2 separate regions of the Homo sapiens genome follow, and region 1 is linked to region 2. Evidence: chromatin contacts called from ENCODE Hi-C data. All regions are on one chromosome and are shown on one strand. Each heading gives the region's core, a stretch centred on a gene start or an enhancer-like site at or near the end of the contact. The rest is flanking DNA. Distances are from core to core; before and after follow the strand shown. Region 1 overlaps CARMIL1 (capping protein regulator and myosin 1 linker 1). Region 2 holds the start of RIPOR2 (RHO family interacting cell polarization regulator 2).

Evidence for each region. Hi-C counts contacts between places; a loop is a spot of excess contacts on that map. Pooled maps may share reads with other maps.
Region 1: a loop to region 2 is called in a pooled map, with 5 times the contacts of the local background. The contact joins the enhancer-like site here to the promoter of RIPOR2 in region 2. A Hi-C loop is called at or near these places in 6 of 37 single-sample maps with no recorded cell type and 3 of 50 pooled maps.

Annotation. Positions count from the first base shown.
Region 1 is chr6:25,403,018-25,409,006 of GRCh38, forward strand. The region is part of intron 2 of CARMIL1 (capping protein regulator and myosin 1 linker 1); the gene reads left to right. All of the region lies in intron 1 of LOC124901281 (a long non-coding RNA gene), which reads right to left. Among named protein-coding and RNA genes, the nearest start is that of CARMIL1, 130 kb to the left of the region's middle. RefSeq lists an enhancer at 1,731-1,940. Within about 2 kb of position 1,879, at least 10 of the 41 ENCODE cell types and tissues checked have a DNase peak (open chromatin) inside an H3K27ac peak, as active enhancers do.
Region 2 is chr6:24,932,712-24,938,990 of GRCh38, forward strand. It overlaps RIPOR2 (RHO family interacting cell polarization regulator 2), which reads right to left and starts at 3,249. Exons shown (of 22, transcript NM_001286445.3): 1 at 3,127-3,249. The coding sequence starts at 3,187. It overlaps LOC105374981 (a long non-coding RNA gene), which reads left to right and starts at 1,264. Exons shown (of 3, transcript XR_007059514.1): 1 at 1,264-1,353; 2 at 1,535-1,659. RefSeq lists an enhancer at 3,962-4,131.

The sequences.
Region 1 (5,989 bases), core at 629-3,128, 470 kb after region 2:
AATAACACTTGGAAAATTCTGGAACCAGCTGTTTCCTCTCAAGTTGCATTTCTTCCATAAAGAGTTTTTTTTTTTTTTTTTTAAAAACAAAACAAAAAACTTCATCTAGGTAACACAGTACCTAGACCAATCCAGGAGTCACTTAAATTGAATTGCTATGTAATTATTTCATGGGTGTAAACCAAACTGTTACCTTAGCAAAATAACTAGTTTTCTCTTATATTCCAATTTCACTTCCTCAGCAAAACCAATGGGCTCCATCATCAGTGTATATCTGGTCTGACCACCTCTCAGCACTCCTGCTAACCTCTGTGGCTTAACCATCACCATCTCTCACAAGCTATTGCCGTTGGCCCCTGCCTGAGCTCCCTGCTTCCACTCTCCTTCTCTCACCCAACATGGCAGTCAGAGATTGGCCTTCAGGGCAATTATCAGTCAGAACAGTGTGGACAACAGCCAATAAAGCCTCACAGACCTCCTGGCTCACCTCACCCCCACCTTATCACCCCTCTGACCTCCCCTGCGCTTACTCCCTTCAAGCCAAGGCTCTTCTTTATTTTTCAATTGCTGCAGGCATATTCTTGCCTCAGGGCCTTTGCGTTTGCTATTCCCTCTGTCTGGACCATGCTTATCCCAGATAGCCATATGGTTCTTTCTCTTACTGCCTTTAGATCTTTCTCAACCTCACTTCATAATTACGTCACACCAAGCTATTTAAAAATGCCACCCACCTAACCCACCACTCCTCTCCATAACCCCCAGGCATTAAGCACGCTCTATTCTCTTTTTGTACTACATTTTTCTCCATAGCACTTATCACCATAGATATGCCATATGTTTTACTTATTTATTCCTGTATAATCTCCTTTGAATGAAATATAAGCTGCTTGAAGGCAGAGCTTTATGTCTTTTTATCCTTGGTGCCTACCACAAGGTAGGCAGTCAGTAATTATTGGTTGAAAGAATTACTCAAATATTTAATGACAGTGTTTGTAAACAAAGAGTGCTAATCTAATTGAAATTCATTTTAGCAAGAGATAGAGAGTCAGGAAGACACATCCTCTGGTGTAACCCTGCCTCCCCTCCACTTCTAAGATTACTCTGGTTTTAGGCTCTGCTTTCTGCCTGGCTCAACAAGGGGCCTCCATTTCTCTCCTGCCTGCACTTGAGGAGCCACATAGAAGGGAGTTTGAACCAGGGCTTCAGGGAGTTGTCTGTGGACAGCTTCTGAGAGAGGGAAGTTGGGGCTTCCCATGTTGGCTGGTCCCTTTGCTGGCTGGCCAGTCCTTTGTCACCATGCCAGCATTCTCAATGGAGGCAAGAAGGGATCTTATGGGTTTTGCAGCAGGGCTGCTTTGGGTATATGTTTGTTTGAACGGGGTAGGGACAGTGGATGAAGGACCCACCTGGAGTTTGCTGCCTTGGGAGGGGAGGTGATGAGCTTTAAACATAATAGAGGCTGGGCGCGGTGGCTCATGCCTATAATCCCAGCACTTTGGGAGGATGAGGTGGGCGGATCACCTGAGGTCGGGAGTTTGAGACCAGCCTGGCCAACATGGTAAAACCCATCTCTACTAAAAATACAAAAATTAGCCAGGCATGGTGGCACACACCTGTAGTCCCAGCTACTGAGGAGGCTGATTCACAAGAATCGCTTGAACCCGGGAGGCAGAGGTTGCAGCGAGCCGAGATCTTACCACTGCACTCCAGCCTGGGTGACAGAGTGAGACTTCGTCTTAAAAAAAAAAAAAAAAATAGAGGTGCAGTGTTCCCTGCTTCACACTAGGAAGTGGTTAATGCCAAACTGGGGCACCCGGCCTGTTTCTGGCAAAGTGCAGGGGAAAGGAAAGCTTGGAAAGGGATCTGTAGCAGTAAAGACAGAGGAGTCACTTTTTGTTTGTTGGTTCCCACTGAGGCACGGCGGAGGAGGCACAGCTGTGCAGAGATCCTGGGTTGCTAATTTCTACATTAAAAGGTGTAGCAGCAGCAGTGTTTATGACTAAACCCGTCAACGTTTCACTTCCTCCTGTTGTGAAGACTGGGTTTGGCTTAAAAAGCTCTGCCTGAACTTTCAGTTTATCTTGAAACTTTGAGACATTTGTCAAAGTGCTGAATGGAGTTATTTTAGTAAATCAGTGATGTTTCTGTGTTCCCTGAGTGAAACACTAGCTGATCTCATTTACCTGAGCTTCGAGAAAGAAAATATTCTCTATTTTTAAAAATAGCTTTGCTCCCTTGAGCATGCCCTTTCTATATGCCCTGGCTTTAGAAGATGGGCTGCCTTATGTTTGAGATTTTTTATTCATTGCCACTAAAATAATATATGGTGATTTGTATACCTCATATAAGGTCTGCCTCATCAGTACCCTGACCCATCCTTTATTGATTATTTAGTTTTGTGGATTTAACCCTGTAGTCCTGTTGGCACAATCAAGGGCAAAATCAAGATCCAGAAAGACATCAGATACCTGAAATCCTTTATTAAAGTGGATTTTGCTTACCCTACATCCATTGTTAGAAATGACATTCCCAGATCGTAAGAGCTGCAGAATTCTGGAACTGAAACTCTGTCTTTCTGTAATGAATTTGTGAATGAGGAAGTTCTTTGAACACAGTAGGCAAAAGGCAGGGGTGTCAGCACTTGACACTTCTATGCCTTTCCTCTACTAGGCTATCTTTTTATTGTTCTATTTCTTTTCCTTTTGGCAGGTGAGTTGGGAATTAGCTAGTAGATCTGTTTTAAGTGGGTAAGCTGCAAACAACAGATTTTTAGGTACTTCCCTTATAGGATATGGCTATTAAACAGGAAGGATGTGTCAATTATGTGGTAGGCAGCAGGATAAAACAGGCAGGACAGAATTATTATCAGATTCACAGACCGTAGCAACTTTTTGCCTTCTAAAATCCTGAATTTTCAGAGGTGGAAATAGGGTGAGAAGGAGCAGTAAAACCTGTTGCATTCATTCACTCAACAGATATTTGAACACCTATTTTGTGCCAGGAATGTACTGGGCACTGAGAAATAGAGCTTTGAATAGGACAGATGTGGTCCCTGCTCCCAGGCACCTTGCAGTCTAATGGGGCTGGTAGATATTAAATATGTAATCCCACTGTTAATTAAAACTGTGATAAGTATTCATAAGAAAATGTGCAAATACGGTGGGAGTATATAATAGGGAGACCTGGTGTAGTCTGGACTTTCTTAGGGAAGTCCTTTACCTGAAGAATGAGTAGGCATGAGCCAGGTGAAGGTAAAGCAAGAGGGGGAAGGGATAGCTCCTAAAGCAGAGGTGGGGCAGGAGCCCTCCTCTTGGGAGAGCAACAGAAGGCCAGTGTGGCTGGGTTGAAGTGAGGCTGGAGGTGGAGGCAGGGGCCAGTGTAGTGGTGCAGAGCCACTGAAGAGCTTAAGCAGAGAAGGGACATAATAATGTTTGGGTTCTTAAAAGATCACGTTCAGATCCTATATGAGCAGGTGATTTGAGGGGGCAGGAGTGGATCTGTTAGAAGGCTATTGCAAGTGGTCCAGGAGCAAGAGGGTGGTGGCTTGGAATAGTATCATAGTAGTAGAGATGGAGAGAAGTGAATGGATGTAAGAGGTATTTAGGGAGGTAGACTGCATTGAACTTGGAGAATGACTAAGATAGGAAGAGAAGGGGACAATGCTTGGATTTCTGGCTTTGGAAACCATATGGATGACCATCCTTGTTCCTGAGCCAGACCTATTGTGGGAAGGGCAGATTTTGAAAGAAAGATCATGGTTTAGTTGTTGACATGCTGAATTTAAGGGTTGGAGTACATACAAGTGAAGTTAGATCAATAGATCTGATGATCGGAGGGGAGATCTGGGCTGTGCATAAAGTTGGGAGTCATCTGGGATGGACTGAAGTCATGAGAGAGAATGAATGGTAGCAGGGAATGGGGATTGGACATGTGACTAGGAATAACCACAGAGGCCAGTTGAAAATGTATGGAAACGAGAACATCAAGCATGAAGGGCCATGCCCAGTGCTAAGGAGAAATCTGGTTAGGAAGTGCATGGATTTAGCAGCCGTGAGGTTGGATTTAGCAATCAAGATTGGCACCTCAAGCAGGAGAAATTTAAGTGGAGTTGTGGGGACAGAAGCCAATTTTGAACACTAGATGAGTGAATTGGAGGCAGGAATATGAAGACACTGAGTATGGGTACCTTTTTTGAGAAGTTGGGCTCAAAGGGTAGAGACAGTTAGAGGGGACCTGCAAGAGGTGTGTAGGATCCAGGCATATAGCTCTAGGTCTAAACATCTCTATGTTTGGATATTTAGAGATGGAAGAGAAAGGATATTTAGTTGCTTAAGGTTCCTGCAAAGACAGGTGGGATGTAACCCAGAGCCCACACGAAGGGACGGGCATTTATCTCCAGCACTTCAGAAGGAGAGGAAGAGGAGGGGGTGGGTACAGCTGCAGATGCAGGCAGGTGTGGAGGTTTGGAGTGGAATGGTAAGTGATACCATTCTGATAATTTCTGTTTTCTCTGTGAAGTAGGAGGGAAAGTCATCTTCCCAGATGAAGGGAACGGAATCAGGTTGCTGGGTAAGATCAGTTCTCCAGCTGTGCTTGGCAGCTACCACTGCAAGCATGGAATAGGCGGCTAGGTAAGTTCAGCCAAGATTGAAGTTTTACTCTGTGGGAGTAATAAAAGGACAAGGAACACGAAGGCTAAGGACATTAACACATGGAGGAATGATTTCAGTGGAGGTTCAGTTGGATGAAGATAGGTTAGTGCTGATGGAGAATGACCTGGCAGTGTCAGGGGGCAATAAACAGGGTAGTGGTAGTACCTGAATAAGGGAACTAGCTATGAGTGCTTCTCCAACTGTAATGCTAATGTGAATCACCTGGGGATTTTAGTAAAAACGCAGATTCTGATTCAGCAGGTCTGGGCTGAGGCCTCAGATTCTGCATTTCTAACAAGTTCCTGTCACGCCAGCCTCTCTGGCCCGTGGATCACACTGTGAGGGCCAGGTGTGGTGGTGCATGACTATAATCCAAACACTTTGTGAGGCCCAGGTGGGAGGATCACTTGAGCTGAGGAGTTTGAGACCAGCCTGGGCAACATAGACGTCATCTCTACAAAAAGTTTAAAAATTACCTGGGTGTGGTGGCTTGTGCCTGTAGTAGCTACTTGAAAAGCTGAGGCAGGAGGATCACCTGAGCCTGGGAGGTCAAGGCTGCAGTGAGCCGAGATTGCACCACTGCACTCCAGCCCGGGTGACAGTAAAAGCCTGTCTCTTAAAATAAAAAAAAAAAAAAAAAAAAAAGATTTCGGGCAGAGAGTGGGATGCCTGAATTAGAAATCGTTTGACATGGTATAATCTCAAGCAGTAACTAACATGGCCCAGGATATGACAGAGTGAACAAGAAGGCCGAAGAATTCAAAGGCTTCCTGATCATCATATCTTTAGGGATGCAATGATTTACACTGACTATCGCCAACACTTTTCTAAGCACCTTGTGTGTATTACCTTCTTTAATCCTTATGACAACCTCCAGTGAGGTATATATTGTGATCCCATATTTTACAGATGAGGAAAGTAAGGCACACAGAGGTCTTTCTCAAAATCATTCGTGCTTGTAAGTGGTGGGACCAGAATTCAAACTGGGGTGGTACAGTTTCAAAGCCTAGTGCTCTGCATGATTGGATGCTGTATTGTCCCCTGATGAGAGAAGTTGGGGCTGTATAGAAAGTGTGAGGTGGGAGGATCATTTGATCCCAGGAGTTAAGACCGGCCTGGGCAATGTAGTGAGACCCTGTCTCTACATAAAATAGAAAAAAAAAAAAAAAGATTTTGAGCCAGGTATTAGCCTCACCTATGAATGAAGTTCAGCATATCTAGGAGAGTGCTAGGCACAGTACTTGTAGGCTTTTTACATGTTACCCCTTTAATCCCCACAACTGTCCAACAGAGTCTATTTCATACTGATTCTACAGGTAAGAAAAATAAAATTTAGG
Region 2 (6,279 bases), core at 1,999-4,498:
CTGTGTAACCTCTAGGAGAAAGGGATCTTAAAAATGTGTCAATTGCAAGGAAATATAGTTGCCCTAATAACAAGCTTCTGGGCATTTTCCTTTTTTTATGTTACGGAAAACTCATTGTGCCAAAAGCTTTCTGCTTAGGCATGTTAAGTGAGCTGAAAGTATGCGTGAATCCTAGAACAAGCATGAACTTTTACAGGTAGATACATCATTTTGAAGTAAAGACTGGAGACTGGGTAGTAGAATGCTCAGAGAATGTGTAATCAGTCCCCTTGTTTCAGAAGAAGAATGAGGCTCAAAGAAGATAAATGACTTGCCCAAGATCCTCCAGCTATACCACAGCAGGGGCAAGGCTACAACTCAGACTCCTAACAACTTGTTCAGTGCTATATCTGCCACGTTAAACCTCTGAAAAGTTATTTATAAACTGAAGTTCTGTAAATAAGTCCTATTTTGAATCTGAGGTTAACCAGACGTGAAAAAATGGTCACTATTCTATAAACCCATTTTTGTAAATAGACAATAGGGATTCATATGTATTAAGTACTGACCACTATTCTAAAAGCTTTCCCTATCATAACACTTAAGCCACACACAGCCATATGAGGTTTGGACTCCATTTTATAAGTGAGTAAACTGAGGCACAGAGAGATTAGGTAACCTGCTTAAGGTCATAAGTGAATTGGTTGGCAAAGCCTAGACCGTGCAATTCCAGAGCTGAAGCTTTTGACTGTTACCCCACACAGAGCTTGCTTAAAATGAGGCAGCAGCTGGACATGCTTTCACATAAATTGCCAAACATGAGCCACGGCTCTGAAAACTGAATAAAAATACACTGGATGTTGGCCTTGCAAGGATTTTCTCTTTAATCTTTAGGGATTAAGTTAAATGAGATAATCAGTTTGGAAAAGATAAAGCATACCACATTGAAGTGCAACGCAAACATTATGCATCTACTATGAAGATAATCTGTACAACCGATAGGTATTACTGTCCCACTTCACCATTGAGGAGACCAAAGTTAGCTTGTATGGGTACCACGAAGCAGAACCAGAATCTGAGTCTGAATCTCGTTTGACTCCCAACTTATCAACCTGCACTACCTCCCTCACTTCCCACCTCAGAGCTAGCTGGTTACCTAGCTACCTGGAACCTGGGGACCTCAGCCATTCCACTACAACATGGTTAGTGAGGTTACAATAATCACCTTGGAAATGATGAATGCTCAGGAGAGAGAACACACAGGTTCATCCAGCCCTGCTTGGTCTTAACGCTTCCCTTCAGGATGGGGCCACGCATAATCCAGAGTGCAGTGCATCAGCCTATAGAGGGCGCTCTTAAGTATCATAGCCAGATGTAAAAGAGCAAAATTCCTATAGGCAAAGAAATGTGGGCTGGGCGTTTTGGAATGCCATTCCTGGAGGGAGGTGTGGGTGAATGATTGCCAATTTTTCCGTTCTAAGCTTATCTTCATAGTTGTGAGCATTTTTCAGGTCCTCAAAAGAGTTAGTATCTAAGTATAAATTTTCTCTTTAAGGTGTTTGCTTAAAGAGGAAACATCTTTAAGAAGTGAAAGCTGAAGAATGGGGCCTAAGATCAAACTTCAAGGTGTTGGTGGCCTAAACGCCTGCCATCAAAGTAACACAACAGAATGATAACTTGGTAAACAGCAGCGAAGCTCAATAGATATTCTTCAAATTGATTTAAGTTGTGATAAAAACCCAACTAATGATTTTAAATATTTCTGTAGCTAGAACAACATAGCAGAAAGACAACATCAAAATATTAACCATGATTACATTCTACATGACTAGATTACAAGGGGTTCTTTGCGACACTCTAATTTTTCTTCAGCGAACTTGTATTGCTTGGGTAATTACACATACACAAAAACCTTACTACTGTTCCTTTTAAAAAATTACTGAATAGAGTTTTTTAAAAAATTGCTAGACGTAGTTTCTTGCGGAAAATAATCAAATTCACGAGATTCTTGAGTCCAAATTTCCTTTATTTAGGTGGCTCCAAATTCTAAAAAAGCTTTTGCCTATAGCCCAATCTCATAGGCAGCATTTGAACAAAACATCCATCCAATGACTAGATCATCCCTTTAAAATCGCAACCTTTACAGTTAAATTCCAGTGGATAGGTCAAGTCATGGAAAAGCTGCAAGATGAGAACAGAAAACTGAGCAGTGCCAATGGGGATTGGAAGCTACCAGGGCTCCAGTATCCCGACTTGGGAAAAAAGAAAATTGGAAAAGGGAATGGAGGGTTGGAGTGCCAAGTATGTGTGAGGAAGAGTAAGAGAGAAGGACCCAGGCCGGGCATGGTAGCTCACGCCTGTAATCCCAGCACTTTGGGGGGCCAAGGAGGGTGGATCACCTGAAGTCAGGATTTCAAGACCAGCCTGGCCAACATGGCAAAATCCCATCTCTACTAAAAATACAAAAATTAGCTGGGCATGGTGGTGGGCGCCTGTAGTCCCAGCTACTTGGGAGGCTGAGGCAGGAGAATGACTTGAACCCGGGAGACGGAGGTTGCAGTGAGCTGAGATTGCACCACTGCACTCCAGCCTGAGCAACAAAGCAAGACTCTGTCTCAAAAAACAACAACAAAAAAAAAAAAAAAAAAAAAGAGAAGGACCGAGAGAAAGATAGACAGAGAGAGAGAGACAGAGAGAGAGAGAGACAGAAAGAGAGAAGTGCAAATCAAAGCAACATGGTACCATGAAAAACCACTCCTGGTCCATTTATTTAACTTCTTCCCTAGCAGCCCTGCTGTGCTCAAACCACTGTGACAGGCTTTCCTTAAGGTGTTAGACAAGAGATAGCACAGAAGAGAGACAAGGCAAAAAATTTAGTACTATTTTCCAGCCTAAACTAAACCTTTATTTTAGTCATGACTTTAAAAAATGTATTTGCGGGAATGACTCAACCCCTTGTTCCACCCCTTGCCTTGTGTATTCCTTCAGTGCCTAAGTTGATATTTGCAGCCACTACCTCACTCAGGATGCTTTGTTTTTATCATTTCAAAATACTCAAGTCCTTGCCCAAGCTGGGCAAAAGTGTCCAGTGGTGTCAAAACAAAGCAAAGCAGACCGGAGAGCCTCCTGCCAGAAAGATGCATTTACCTTCACCAAAAACATCATCCTCTTCATCGACCAGGAGCTCCTCAGCATCAAAAAACTGCATCTTGGAGAGGACAGGCGCGAGAAGCAGCAGGCAGCAGCCCCGGCAGTCTCAGCAGTCACACTGCCGACCGAGGTGATTTCCTTTCCTTGGGTTGCCCAAGCCCTCTGGAGGGCAGCTTCCGCATCTGCCCTGAAGAAAGCAGTTTCATTCATATGAATAGGCTTCTTGAGCCTTGTGAAGAGTGAATCCCAGGTGGGGTAATTCTCACCACTGAGGAGAAAGAATTTTTTGAAGAGGGCTGCAGATCCGGTTGGATATGAATACAGATATCACTCAAAGTCTGAATGCAATGAATTCTATTTCAAAGCAACAACTTTCATATTTCCTTAAAGAGGAAGGTGGGTGCTTAACTTTCTTGCTTATGAATTTGAACACAATGGGTTTTGTTGAAAGAGGGAGTTCATATTTCTCATATCTTGGTTTTGCTTCAATTACAATTTATCTGAAAGTAAAGCAAGCCACTATGTTAAACCAAAGCAGGCATTTAGAGGACAGAGCTTTTATTTTGCTCAGTAATAGTTGCATTTTTCTTTTCTTTTCTTTTCTTTTTTTCAAACCTCTTGCATTTAAGGATTGGAAACTTTACAGCATTTAAACCAAACTGAACCATATCTAGGCTTTATGTGGCTCGATTAAATCTATAGTCAATGAATAGATAACTGGTTTTGGTCAAACATCTTGCATTTCACAATATTTACTCAGTTTGATACTTCAGACTGTATCACTAAAGGAGAAAGAAGAAAATGTAACTCAAAAAGCAGTCCTCCCAAAGGGATGAGTGAACACTGAGCTTCTACGCGAGCACCATTGGCTGGCATCACCATATCGAGCTACCCAACGTGTGCCAAATTCTGTCTGGCTGCACAAACAAACACACATCTCTCTGAGTAATACTGAGACTTCATTTCGGGGTTTCCCAGAGCACTCCACTGTGTTGTAAGATCTCTTAGGTGGCCAGAAGCTTAGAAAATGCAAATGGAGATGACAGTGAGGAGCTGTTGACCCAAGGTGTTTATTTTTGGCACTTTATTTACTGCATGGTTTTGAAGATACTCCCAGTGTTACCCTAGAGAAACTGTCCCCTCCTCCTGTAACTGCAACCTTGAAATTGCACCATTTTCTCCCAGAAGAGACTGTGGACAACAGGGTTGGAGAAATCCAGCAGTGAGAAGGGATCACCCCAGAGGAATTCAGGAATCAGACACTGAGGGTTAACTGAGCAGCAACAGTCAGTTCATCCCTGCATTGGTGGCTGCAGCAGTTCCCAAAGACAGTGTACAGCTTGGGTCCTGCTGGGATCACCAATTGTTGTCAATCAGGGCTGGAACCATCCTTAGAGGAGAGCTTGGAAATGTCTGGGGTGTTTTGGGTGGCACAATGACTGGGGGTTATTACTGGTATTTAATGTCTTAGCACTCAGGGGCCCAGGGATATCAACCTTACCATAATGCATGGAACAGTAGCTCAACAGGAAGAACTGTCCAGCTCCAAATACCAATAATGCCCACCTTGAGACACACTGACAGGCAGAGAACTGGAGTTATCCTTTTCTCTAGCTCTCCTTTGCATCTCCCCTTTCTGACCCTTTTACCACCCCCTACCATGATCCCCACTTGAATGATGTTTCTGGACAAGGGTTGCACTTAGTTACATAAATTAAATTAATTAAAATGGGCCTAGGTGTAGGAAATTTGGATGTGGACTAAAGCTCTCTTTTGTGTGGTTGGGATAAGAGGATGGGTGTCCATTTTGATAATCACTACATTTCTCAACTACTGTCCTATGTCCTTTAATCTCCACAACTTCATGAGGTGGGTGCTATTATCCCATTTTACAGATGAAGCAATGGGGGCTCTGAGGGCTTGAAAAACATTCCTAAGATCAGGCAGCTAGTGAGTGGCAGATTTGACTAATTCCAGAGCTCACTCTGTTACCTCATGTCTGGACAACTTATGGGAGTGACTGCACACAGTCCAGTTCACTGCAGCATCCCCGTGGCTCTTGGGGACCTGCACTACCTCCCTCACCTCCCACCTCAGAACTACCTGGTTACCACGTGAACCTGAGGGCCCTAGCTATTCCACTTCAAAAAGTTAGCATAACCTCTGTAGGCCTGTTTCATTTTAAGTGGGTGGAATTGTGTCTCCCCTGTTGAATTCATATGTTGAAGTCCTAACCCCCAGTACCTCAGAATGTGACCTTACTTAGAAACAGGGCCATTGAAGATATAATTAGTTAGGATGAACTTATATCATATTGGAGGAGGATGGGTCCTTAATCCAATATGACTAACTTCCTCATAAAAAGGAGAGATTTAGACAAAGACATAGACATAGGGAGGATAGTATGTGAAGATGAAGGCAGAGATCCACAAGCCAAGGAACACCAAAGACTGCCAGTAAACCACCATGAGCTAGGGGAGAGGCCTGCAAGAGATTCTCCCTCACATCCCTCAGAAGAACCAATCCTGCCAACACCTTGACCTTGGACTTCTAGCCTCCACAGCTGTGATGCAGTAAGTTTCTGTTGCTTAAGCCACCCAGTTTGTGGTACTTCATTACAGAAGTCCTAGAAAATAATATACTTTCTCATTTGGCTTGTTTTGAGGATTAAGTAGGATAATTTATGTAAAGAAGCTGACACAGTACATGGTACACAGTAAATACCCAGTTATAATTATACGCCTAAGTCTCTCACAGGGACGCTTAGGATATTTCCCAAATTGAAGGCTCAATGGGGATAGAGAATGAGAAGTCACCACACTCCATATAAAACCTCAATAACCCTTAGGAAGTTTCCCTCAGTCTCCTCTTCTCCAATTTAGATATCTCAGAAACACAGCTAATCATCTCAAAGAACAAATCACAAATGCTACCACGAACTCCTTGAAAGCACAGAGGATAGAAAACATGGTTCTTGCTCTCCAAAGTTTACAATTACCTTAGAGAGATATGACATACATGCATGATGTGTTAACTAAAAAGAAAAATTAATAAACTACATATGCATGCATCAATATGGATGAGTTTCAAAAACATAATATTGACTTTGAAAGGTCTCAGAAAATTATAAATGGTATAATTATATTTATA